Linked DNA regions of Homo sapiens: region 1 is linked to region 2. A link is an interaction called in ENCODE POLR2A ChIA-PET data of the cell type or tissue named here. Cell type or tissue: PC-9. All regions are shown on one strand. Links, peaks and the distances in the headings refer to the core of each region. The heading gives the core; the rest is flanking DNA. Region 1 overlaps GP6 (glycoprotein VI platelet). Region 2 overlaps TTYH1 (tweety family member 1).

What was found. ChIA-PET counts read pairs that join two places held together with the same protein. Peaks named below come from ENCODE experiments on the same cell type or tissue, not always from the same donor. Only the 100,000 strongest peaks of a DNase experiment are listed, where the experiment ranks them.
Region 1: POLR2A ChIA-PET joins it to region 2 with 7 read pairs; 2 of 35 experiments call an interaction of 5 or more read pairs at or near these places.

Annotation. Positions count from the first base shown.
Region 1 is chr19:55,010,202-55,015,433 of GRCh38, reverse strand. It overlaps GP6 (glycoprotein VI platelet), which reads left to right. Exons shown (of 8, transcript NM_016363.5): 8 at 269-1,729. The coding sequence ends at 513. The region is part of intron 2 of GP6-AS1 (GP6 antisense RNA 1); the gene reads right to left. Among named protein-coding and RNA genes, the nearest start is that of GP6-AS1, 6.6 kb to the right of the region's middle. RefSeq lists enhancers at 1-456, 3,018-3,577. In PC-9, for the core only: no CTCF peak of the experiment used is centred there; no DNase peak of the experiment used is centred there; H3K27me3 peaks cover 246 bases.
Region 2 is chr19:54,429,452-54,434,927 of GRCh38, reverse strand. TTYH1 (tweety family member 1) reads right to left here. Exons shown (of 14, transcript NM_020659.4): 7 at 4,971-5,046; 8 at 4,323-4,378; 9 at 4,023-4,115; 10 at 3,737-3,829. Among named protein-coding and RNA genes, the nearest start is that of TTYH1, 17 kb to the right of the region's middle. RefSeq lists an enhancer at 3,783-4,077. In PC-9, for the core only: a CTCF peak has its summit at 3,709; DNase peaks (open chromatin) are centred at 2,577, 3,267 and 3,787; H3K4me3 peaks cover 2,522 bases; H3K27ac peaks cover 3,821 bases.

The sequences.
Region 1 (5,232 bases), core at 1-5,000, 580 kb before region 2:
CAATGCATCAGATAACGAGGCAGCATCTGTGTCTGGGGAGGAGTTGTCTCAGAGCCCTGTGAGAGCACAGGAGGGAGAGGTGCTACTTAGAGAATTGGGGTCATCTGGCCCTGACCCCTACTCGGGAAGGGAGGGACCCTCCAGGAAAGTGAGCGGCATCCCCTAGCTAGTAGAGAATAATAGGATCTCTGAGAAGCCCAGATGTGGCTTGGAGGGGGTCCTGGAGGTGGGCTCTTTCACCTGCTCCTGCCTCTCCTCATTCCTCCAGGTCCTGCCCGCCAGTACTACACCAAGGGCAACCTGGTCCGGATATGCCTCGGGGCTGTGATCCTAATAATCCTGGCGGGGTTTCTGGCAGAGGACTGGCACAGCCGGAGGAAGCGCCTGCGGCACAGGGGCAGGGCTGTGCAGAGGCCGCTTCCGCCCCTCCCGCCCCTCCCGCTGACCCGGAAATCAAACGGGGGTCAGGATGGAGGCCGACAGGATGTTCACAGCCGCGGGTTATGTTCATGACCGCTGAACCCCAGGCACGGTCGTATCCAAGGGAGGGATCATGGCATGGGAGGCGACTCAAAGACTGGCGTGTGTGGAGCGTGGAAGCAGGAGGGCAGAGGCTACAGCTGTGGAAACGAGGCCATGCTGCCTCCTCCTGGTGTTCCATCAGGGAGCCGTTCGGCCAGTGTCTGTCTGTCTGTCTGCCTCTCTGTCTGAGGGCACCCTCCATTTGGGATGGAAGGAATCTGTGGAGACCCCATCCTCCTCCCTGCACACTGTGGATGACATGGTACCCTGGCTGGACCACATACTGGCCTCTTTCTTCAACCTCTCTAATATGGGCTCCAGACGGATCTCTAAGGTTCCCAGCTCTCAGGGTTGACTCTGTTCCATCCTCTGTGCAAAATCCTCCCGTGCTTCCCTTTGGCCCTCTGTGCTCTTGTCTGGTTTTCCCCAGAAACTCTCACCCTCACTCCATCTCCCACTGCGGTCTAACAAATCTCCTTTCGTCTCTCAGAACGGGTCTTGCAGGCAGTTTGGGTATGTCATTCATTTTCCTTAGTGTAAAACTAGCACGTTGCCCGCTTCCCTTCACATTAGAAAACAAGATCAGCCTGTGCAACATGGTGAAACCTCATCTCTACCAACAAAACAAAAAAACACAAAAATTAGCCAGGTGTGGTGGTGCATCCCTATACTCCCAGCAACTCAGGGGGCTGAGGTGGGAGAATGGCTTGAGCCTGGGAGGCAGAGGTTGCAGTGAGCTGAGATCACACCACTGCACTCTAGCTCGGGTGACGAAGCCTGACTTTGTCTCAAAAAATACAGGGATGAATATGTCAATTACCCTGATTTGATCATAGCACGTTGTATACATGTACTGCAATATTGCTGTCCACCCCATAAATATGTACAATTCTGTATACATTTTTAAAATCATAAAAATAAGATAATGCACCGTCTCCACCCCTCTCATATTTACTTTCTGAAGGAAATGTTAGGTCTTCTCAAGGTAAAGTTCTATATTTATTATAGCGTTTAGGCATTTCTTGACCATCTAATGAGTGTAAAACTGTACCACTGGGCCAAGTGCAGTGGATCATGTCTGTAATCCTAGCACTGTGGGAGGCCAAGGCAGGAGGATCGCTTGAGCCCAGGAGTTCAAGACCAGCCTGGGCAACATAGTGAGACCCCATCTCTACTTAAAATAAAGAAGATAAAAATTGTTTTAAAAAAGGAAAAGAATGGCTGGCCACAGTGGCTCACGCCTGTAATCCCGGCACTTTGGGAGGTTGAGGTAGGTGAGTCACTTGGGAAAAGACAGAAGGATGGCACCAAGAAGTTCCAGGACGACGGCTGTGAATCAGGGCTAGTGAGCACACAGCTTGGGTGAAGGGGGAATGGGAAAGTTGCTTAGAGAAGCCTCCAAATGTAAGAATGGGTCAATTCCTCGTCTTAACATAGTGGAAAATCATACTGAGATGCTATCAGAAGACAGAGGAAAAATAATTTTAGAGGTCAAGTAAACTAAGTAGATTTTAAAAAGACCAGTATAGCCTAGGCACAGTGGCTCACACCTGTAATCCCAGCACTTTGGGAGGCTGAGGCGGGATCGCTTGAGCCTAAGAGTTCGAGACCAGCCTGGGCAACATGGTGAAACCTTGTCTCATATACAAAAAATATAAAAAATTAGCTGGGTGTGGTACCACATGCCTACTCTCAGGTACTCAGGAGGCTGAGGTTGGGGATCACCTGAGCCCGGGGAGGTTGAGGCTGCAGTGAGCCATGATTGCACCACTGCTGTCAAACCTGGGTGACAGAGTGAGACCCTGCCTCAAAAGAAAATAAAAATAAAAAACAAATATAAACTTTAGGGGAACAATAACAACAACAAAAATAAAAGAAGCAAGTTATATTACCCGAAAATTCTCGGCTGCGAATATCTGTGGGTATAAACATGTGATACTGGCCGGGCGTGGTGGCTCATGCCTGTAATCCCAGCACTTCGGGAGGCTGAGGTGGGCAGATCACGAGGTCAGGAGATCGAGACCAGCTCAGCCAACATGGTGAAACCCTGTCTCTACTAAAAATACAAAAATTAGCCAGTCGTGGTGGCACACGCCTGTAGTCCCAGCTACTCAGGAGACTGAGGCTGCAGTGAGCTGAGATTGCGCCACTGCACTCCAGCCTGGGTGACAGAGTGAGACTCTGTCTCAAAAAAAAAAAATGTGATACTGAATGTTGATATGCAGACATAGAGATAAACATTGGAAGAGAAAAAACAGTAAGAACAACGCTGTAGAATAACTAAGGCCCCGCCTATTATGATAGGAATCCAGTAAGTCTAAGCTCATTCACATGGTTACATGTTTTTAGAAACCTAATATTAACAAGTTCCTAAAGAAAACAGCTAAAAGTGGGTGTCTCTTAGGCGGAGCAATGGAGGAGATGGTTAGTCAGCCACTGCATTTTGTACACACCCTTTTAGTGCTATTGGAATTTTTTAGGTAGGTGCTGTCAGGCCTCTGAGCCCAAGCTAAGCCATCATATCCCCTGTGACCTGCACGTACACATCCATATGGCTGGTTCCTGCCTTAACTGATGACATTCCACCACAAAAGAAGTGAAAATGGCCTGTTACTGCCTTAACTGATGACATTGTCTTGTGAAATTCCTTCTCCTGGCTCATCCTGGCTCAAAAGCTCCCCTACAGAGCACCTTGTGACCCCCACTCTGCCCGCCAGAGAACAACCCCGCTTTGACTGTAATTTTCCTTTACCTACCCAAATCCTATAAAACGGCCCCACCCCATCCCCCTTCGCTGACTCTCTTGTCGGACTCAGCCCACCTGCACCCAGGTGATTAAAAGCTTTATTGCTCACACAAAGCCTGTTTGGTGGTCTCTTCACATGGACGCACATGAAATTTGGTGCCGTGACTTGGATCGGGGGACCTCCCTTGGGAGATCAATCCCCTGTCTTGCTCTTTGCTCTGTGAAAAAGATCCACCTACGACCTCAGGTCCTCAGACCCACCAGCCCAAGGAACATCTCACCAAGTTTAAATTGGGTAAGCGACCTCTTCTTACTCTCTTCTCCAACCTCTCTCACTGTCCCTCAACCACTTTCTCCTTTCCACTCTTCAATCTCTCCCTTCTCTTAATTTCAATTCCTTTCATTTTCTGGTAGAGACAAAGGAGACACGTTTTATCTGTGGACCCAAAACTCCGGCGCCGGTCACGGACTAGGGAAGGCAGCCTTCCCTTGGCGTTTAATCATTGCAGGGACGCCTCTCTGATTATATACCCACGCTTCAGAGGTGTCAGATCACGCAGGGATGCCTGCCTTGGTCCTTCACCCTTAGTGGCAAGTCCCACTTTTCTGGGGAAGGGGCAAGTTCCCCAACCCCTCCTCTCCATGTCTCTACCCCTTCTCCACCTTTCTGGGGGGCAAGAAACCCCCAACCCCTTCTCCTTCACTCTTAGCGGCAAGTCCCGCTTTTCTAGAGGGGCAAGTACCCCAACCTCGTATCTCTGCACCCTGATCCCTTATTTCCATGCCCCAACCTCTTATCTCTGTGCCCCAACCCCTTATATCCATGCCCCAACCCCTTTCCCGCTTTTCTGGAAGGTAAGAACTCCCGAACCCCTTCCCTCCGTGTCTCTACTCTCTCTTTTCTCTAGGCTTGCCTCCTTCACTATGGGCAACCTTCCACCCTCCATTCCTCCTCCTTCTCTCCCTTGGCCTGTGTTCTCAAAAACTTAAAACCTCTTCAACTCACACCTGACCTAAAACCTAAATGCCTTATTTTCTTCTGCAATGCCGCTTGACCCCAATACAAACTGGACAGCAGTTCCAAATAGCCAGAAAACAGCACTTTCAATTTTTCCATCCTGCAAGATCTAAATAATTCTTGTCGTAAAATGGGCAAACGGTCTGAGGTGCCTGACGTCCAGGCATTCTTTTACACATCAGTCCCTTCCTAGTCTCTGTGCCCAGTGCAACTCGTCCCAAATCTTCCTTCTTTCCCTCCTGCCTGTCCCCTCAGTCTCAACCCCAAGCGTCGCTGAGTCTTTCTAATCTTCCTTTTCTACAGACCCGTCTGACCTCTCCCTCCTCCCCAGGCTGAGCTAGGTCCCAATTCTTCCTCAGCCTCCGCTCCTCCACCGTATTATCTTTTTATCACCTCCCCTCCCCACACCTGGTCCAGCTTACAGTTTCGTTCAGTGACTAGCCCTCTTCCACCTGCCCAGCAATTTACTCTTAGAAAGGTGGCTGGAGCTAAAGGCATAGTCAAGGTTAATGCTCCTTTTTCTTTATCCCAAATCAGATAGTGTTTAGGCTCTTTTTCATCAAATATAAAAATCCAGCCCAATTCATGGCTCGTTCGCCAGCAACCCTGAGAAGCTTTACAGCCCTAGACCCTTAAAAGTCAAAAGGCCGTCTTATTCTTAATACACATTTTATTACCCAATCTGCTCCCGACATTAAATAAAACTCCAAAAATTAAATTCCGGCCCTCAAACCCCACAACAGGATTTAATTAACCTCGCCTTCAAGGTGTACAATAATAGAAAAAAGTTGCAATTCCTTGCCTCCACTGTGAGACAAACCCCAGCCACATCTCCAGCACACAAGAAGGGAACTGAACCGCAGCGGCCAGGCGTTCCTCCAGAACCTCCTCCCCCAGGAGCTTGCTACAAGTGCCAGAAATCTGACCACCAGGCCAAGGAATGCCT
Region 2 (5,476 bases), core at 233-5,232:
ACCAGATGCCAGGAGCACCCCCTCCTGCAGTGTGACAACCAACAGCAACTCGGCACCCGGCCAGGTGTCCCTGGGGGCAGAACTCCTCACCCAGCCAGGTGTCCCTGGGGGCAGAATCACTGGCCTAGAGCACGTGGAACAGCACGTCGAAAAACCAACCAGTGGCTCAAGATGACACCGCGCACACAATACACACTCAACATGCCAACAAATGCTGGCTCTGATGACTGTCGTCCCAAGAAATCAGCAGAAACGGCCTTCACCGAGTGCTAAGCACCTGCACAGCGTATGTATTCAGTGGGGGTTGACAGAGCCTGCTCTGCCCCAGGCGCTGCCCCCAGTACCAGGAAACTTCGGTAAACAGGACCGAGAAGGTCATCTCAGAGGCTGGTGTGCAACGAGGTAGGAGGGCGGGGGTCAGTGCAGGGCAGGGGTAGGTCGGGTAACCCCACTAGCAGGGATGGGTCCTCCAGGAAGGAGCCAGGCAGAGGGCTGTGCAGAGGAAGCTGGGAGGGGCTGAGGCCAGAGGCAGACAGATCCAGGACTGACCACCCAGGCCCTTGTAGGTCAGGGCGAGGAACAGGGATTTTAATCCATGTCTGAGGGGAATCACTGAGCGTTTTAAGCAGAGGAAGAACTTGATCGGATTGTGTTTTAAAAGGATCACCTGGCTGGCTGGCTGCTGCATGGAGGACAGACGGGGGTAGGCGAGGGGGGACAGGGAAGAGGCCCCTGTGGTCATGGTGGCTAGGATGCGGGGACCAGGGCACAGCAATGGTGGTAGGAACAGCGGTGGGAGTCCATATAGGTTTCAGAGGAAGGGCCAACAGAACTTGTTCTGAGAATGGTTGTGGGAGCTAAGAGCCTGAGTTTCTGGCAGGAGCACCTGGTTGAGGTGGGGTGTCTGTTACTAAGCCAGTGAGGGTTGGGGTACGGACCTGTCGGGGCAATGGAGGCTCTGTTTTGAGAGTATTGGTACATGCACACTGTCCTTCATCCTCACAACAGCCCTGCCAGGCAGACACTGACCCTCTCACGCTGCCGCCTCTTGCAATGGTGGAAAGAAGTTGCAGCCCAGAGAAGGCAAGCTACTTGCCCAGAGTCACACTGTCTGGAAGGGGCAGAAGCGATATTGGAGCTGATTCTCTTAGGCTCCAGTGCCCTCCCTCCTTCATCCTCATCCCTGATGTCCCTTATTGTTGATTTTTTTTTTTTTAATAGAGATGGGGTTTCACCATGTTGGCCAGGCTGGTCTTGAACTCCTGAGCTCAAGGAGTTCTGATCTGCCCCACTGGGCCTCCCAAAGTGCTGGGTTTATAGGCACGAGGCACCCATCCCTAGCCCCCTCCTATTTTTTTTTTTTTTTTTGAGACGGATTCTCGCTCTGTCACCCCGGCTGGAGTGCAGTGGCTCGATCTCAGCTCACTGCAACCTCCACTGCCCAGGTTCAAGCAATTCTCGTGCCTCAGCCTCCTGAGTAGCTAGGAATACAGGGGTGTGCCACCACGCCCGGCTAGTTTTTTTGTATTTTTAGTAGAGATGGGATTTCGCCATGCTGGCCAGGCTGGTCTCAAACTCCTGACCTCTGGTGATCCGCCCACCTTGGTTTCCCAAAGTGCTGGGATTACAGGCGTGAGCCACAGTGCCCGGCCCCGCCGCTTATTCTTGATTTTAATCTGTGAGGACCCTGGCACACTGACAGGGGAGATGGAGACCCAGGGTCTCATGGTGCAGTGGTAGGGAAGGGTAGAGTGATCTGTCCTCTTCCTTCCCTTCCCTCCCTCCACAAAGGAGTCTGGGGGCCTGTATTCCAGCCCAGTTTCTGCCTAGGCCACAGAAAAGCGCCTGAACCCCAGTTTATCCTTATGCAAAAGATCAGGGCAGCCCTGGGCTGGGTGGGGGCCCAGCCTTTCTCAGCTCAATAGTCAGCAATTCTGAGCATGGCTTCAGTGCTTACTCCCCACTCCCTTTTTGGAATGCCAGTTCCAGAAGGGTGGGAGGCAGTGGGAGCCACAGAAGGGGTCTGTCTGAGCCAGACCAGGGAAAGCTCAGATCCATGCGATGGCGTAGACAAATCCCTCTTGGGTAGGGTTGCCAGATCAAATTCAGGACTTCCAGTTACATTTGAGTATCGGATGCCCAATACATAATTTTCTAGTATAAGTATCTCCCCAGCATTGCACCGGGCGTACTTATAGCAGAGTGGTTTGCTGTTTGCTGAATCTGGCAGCCCTATTCTAGGGTCCATGGGGGGATGGATGGGGAGGGGGCCATGCTTCCTTCTGCAGGGGAGAGAACGAGGCCTCAGCTGCGGCAGGGGCATTGGGCATTGAGAGTAGATGGATGAAGACATTCCAGAAGCAGAAAGGACAAAACTGGGCAACTGCCTGGCTGTGGGGGGCAGAGGGCGGGGCCCTCCGGAAGGTCCCTCTCTCCTCAGTGTGCATGGGCTGGCTGGCCGTGTGACCTTGGGAAGGTCCCTCAACTCTGCTCCTCATCTTCTAACCTGTTAGGTGGGATAATCATAGTTCCTTCTTCATAGCATTGTTATGAGGCATCGATGAGTTACCACCTGTGAAATGCAACAGGGTCAGGTACTTGGTGAAGCTATGCACATGTGAGGTCTTTGATGGGAAGACTGGCCGGGGAAAGGCATCCTCGGGTGTGTGTTTTAGAACAGCTCTTACTGGTTTTGTTTGTTTGTTTGTGACAGAGTTTCGCTCTTGTTGCCCAGGCTGGAGTGCAGTGGCACAATCTTGGCTCACTGCAACCTCTGCCTCGTGGATTCAAGCGATTCTCCTGCCTCAGCCTCCCGAGTAGTTGGGATTATAGGCGCCCACCACCATGCCCGGCTAACTTTTTCTATTTTTAGTAGAGACGGGGTATCACCATGTTGGCCAGACTGGTCTTGAACTCCTGACCTCAGGTGATCCACCCGCCTGGGCCTCCCAAAGTGCTGGGATTACAGGTGTGAGCCTCCGCGCCCGGCCAGCTCCTACTGTTTTATAAGGGGATTTTTTTTTTCAATCCTCACAGCCATCCAGTGAAAAAAAAACAAACAAAAAAAACTCGTCCTTCCTCACGGTACGGGTGGGAAGCAGAGTCAGCCACGCTCACCTGCCTATGGCCGTGCAGCCTGCGGCAGAGCCCAAACTGGAGCCTGCAGGACACCAGATATCTTTCCTCCTGGGCACCCTGCCCACCCCTGCCTGTCCAGTGTATGAACAGCACAAGCCGCAGGGGAGCTGGACAGGTGCCCACTCTTGCAATCCCAGGTTTATAAGTGAGGGAACTAACTGAGGTACAGAGAAGTTAGGTGACTTGCCCTTGGTCAGGAGGTAGGACTGGAACCCAGGCAGTCTTGCTCCAGAACTCACTAAGCGGCAGCCTCTAGGAGGGAGGGAGAGGCAGGAGGACGGAGAGAGGAGAGAAGACAAGGAAGGAAAAGGTGGCAGGAAGGGACGGGGAGGGTGGGATGGGGACCCAGCGGGGAGTGCGGGAGTTGGGGGGAAAGGGAGGGAGGAGGGAAGGAATATGGATAATGCTTGATAGGTAGGTAGACGACAGGTTATAAATAGGTAGAGAATAGATATAGGACAGATAAATCATATAAACAGAGGATACAGAGATATCCTCAGGCGCAATGGCAGGGGTCCAAGGAGAAGGAGGAGGTAGTTCTGTGGGTCGAGACAGAGGCCCCCCGTGGGAGAAGAAATTGGGAGGGGAGGGGCTTCACCTTGTGCAGGCTGCGGCAGTGTAGCAGTGCCACCAACTGGTGGAAATTTCCTTCTGTCACATTCAGAGTCTCCTCCAAGGACAGCAGAGGCTTCTGCGGGGCGAGGAGGGGTCGTTTTCCCACGAACTCTTCAGGCCCGCCCATCGCCCTGGCCCCGCCCTGCGTCCCCGCCCACAACCCAAGGCCCCGCCTAGCTCTGCAGCCCCGCCTACGCCCCACAGCTCCATCCCGCCCCGTCCGCCTTCCCCGTGGGGTCCGCGTGTCTGGGGAGCGCCCACCCACCGACCTGCGCTGAAGGGAACTGAGGCACAGCTTCTCGCTCCAGGCCCAGCAGCTGGGAGTGGATGTTGGCCAGAGCTCGCTGGGACAGAGTCAGCCTCTGCAGAAAGAGAAAGGGAGGGAGGAGGACCCAGGAGTATACGCCCCCGGCCCTCTCTCCTCTCCTCCGGACACAGCACTCGGGCCCCTGGCCTGCATCCTCCCCGGAACCCAGGAGTCCAGGCCCCAGCCCCAGCCCCGCCCCCTCCCTTCAGAGTCCAGATTTCTGGCTCCCTCAACACCCGTTTCCCCTGCCCGCAGCCCTAACCTGTTGGAAGGGGTTGGAGACGGCCCGGTTGCAGAGGAGATAATAGCTCAGGATGTCTGAAGTGGGAGGAGGAGAGGGGAGGAGGCCATGAGCCTGGGCCCCCAGGGATCTCCCGGGGGAAGGCCGGGCACTGGGGGGTTAGCAGGGTTAGGGGCCTCAGCCCAGCCCTGGAGCCCGATGGCCTTACCTTCAGAGACCCGCCAGCCCCGCGTCCCTTCTGCTCCTGCCACAGCCAGAGCAGGCGCTGGTGGGCAACCCTATACTCCCTGGGAACCCCTGACTAAATGGTGCTCCCCAGTTTTCTCCAGGGGGCCAAACTCCCCATTCCTGACGCCCAGGAGCACCCTCTCCTGACCCTCCTCTCTCTTCCTGGCACCATTATCTTTATCCTGCCCTCTTTTCCAGCCCACCAGGAGAGGCGCTGCCAGCTGGAGCAGAAGGGATGAGGGTCTGGCGGGTGGCGGGGCTCCAGGAGGGCTCCGAGCTGGGGAGTGGCCAGGAGCCCTGCTTCCCTTCCAGAGGGCTGGGTCTCGCCTGGCAGGCTGCACCCCCACCCCACCCTGGGCAGGACCGGGCACAGAGGAGGCCTGAGGAAGCCAGGGCCTGCACTGCCCAACCCGGCGGACCCACCGGGCCCTTGGAAATCACCTGAGCTGAGCCCTGTCTCCTCCTGGGTCAGGTTCAGAACATAAGGGTCTGGATTGGAGCAGAAGTCACTGAGGCCCTGCGTGAGGCAGCAGAAAAGGGGCTCAAACCCAAAACTGCCCCGATTCCACACTCCCACAGCACCCAGTGCCTGGCTCCCCAGCTCCCCTCCCCACCCAGGGGTCCAGGTCCCAGCCCCTCTTCCCTCAGACTCAGGAGTCCAGGCCCCAGGCCCCTCGTCCCTCAGACTCAGGGGTTCAGACTCTCCAGCCCTTTCTCCCTCAGACTCAGGAGTCCAGGCCCCCAGCTTCTCCTCCCTCACACCCAGGAGTCCAGACCCCCAGCCCCTCCTCCCTCAGACCTAGGAATCCAGGTTTCCAGCCCCTCCTCCATTACAGCTCAAACGTCCAGGACACCAATCTGTACCCACTCAGGCCCCAGGAAACAAGCCCTAAACCTCAGAGCTGTGATCGTGCCCCCCAATTCCTTTCTCTACTAAGCCATGCCAT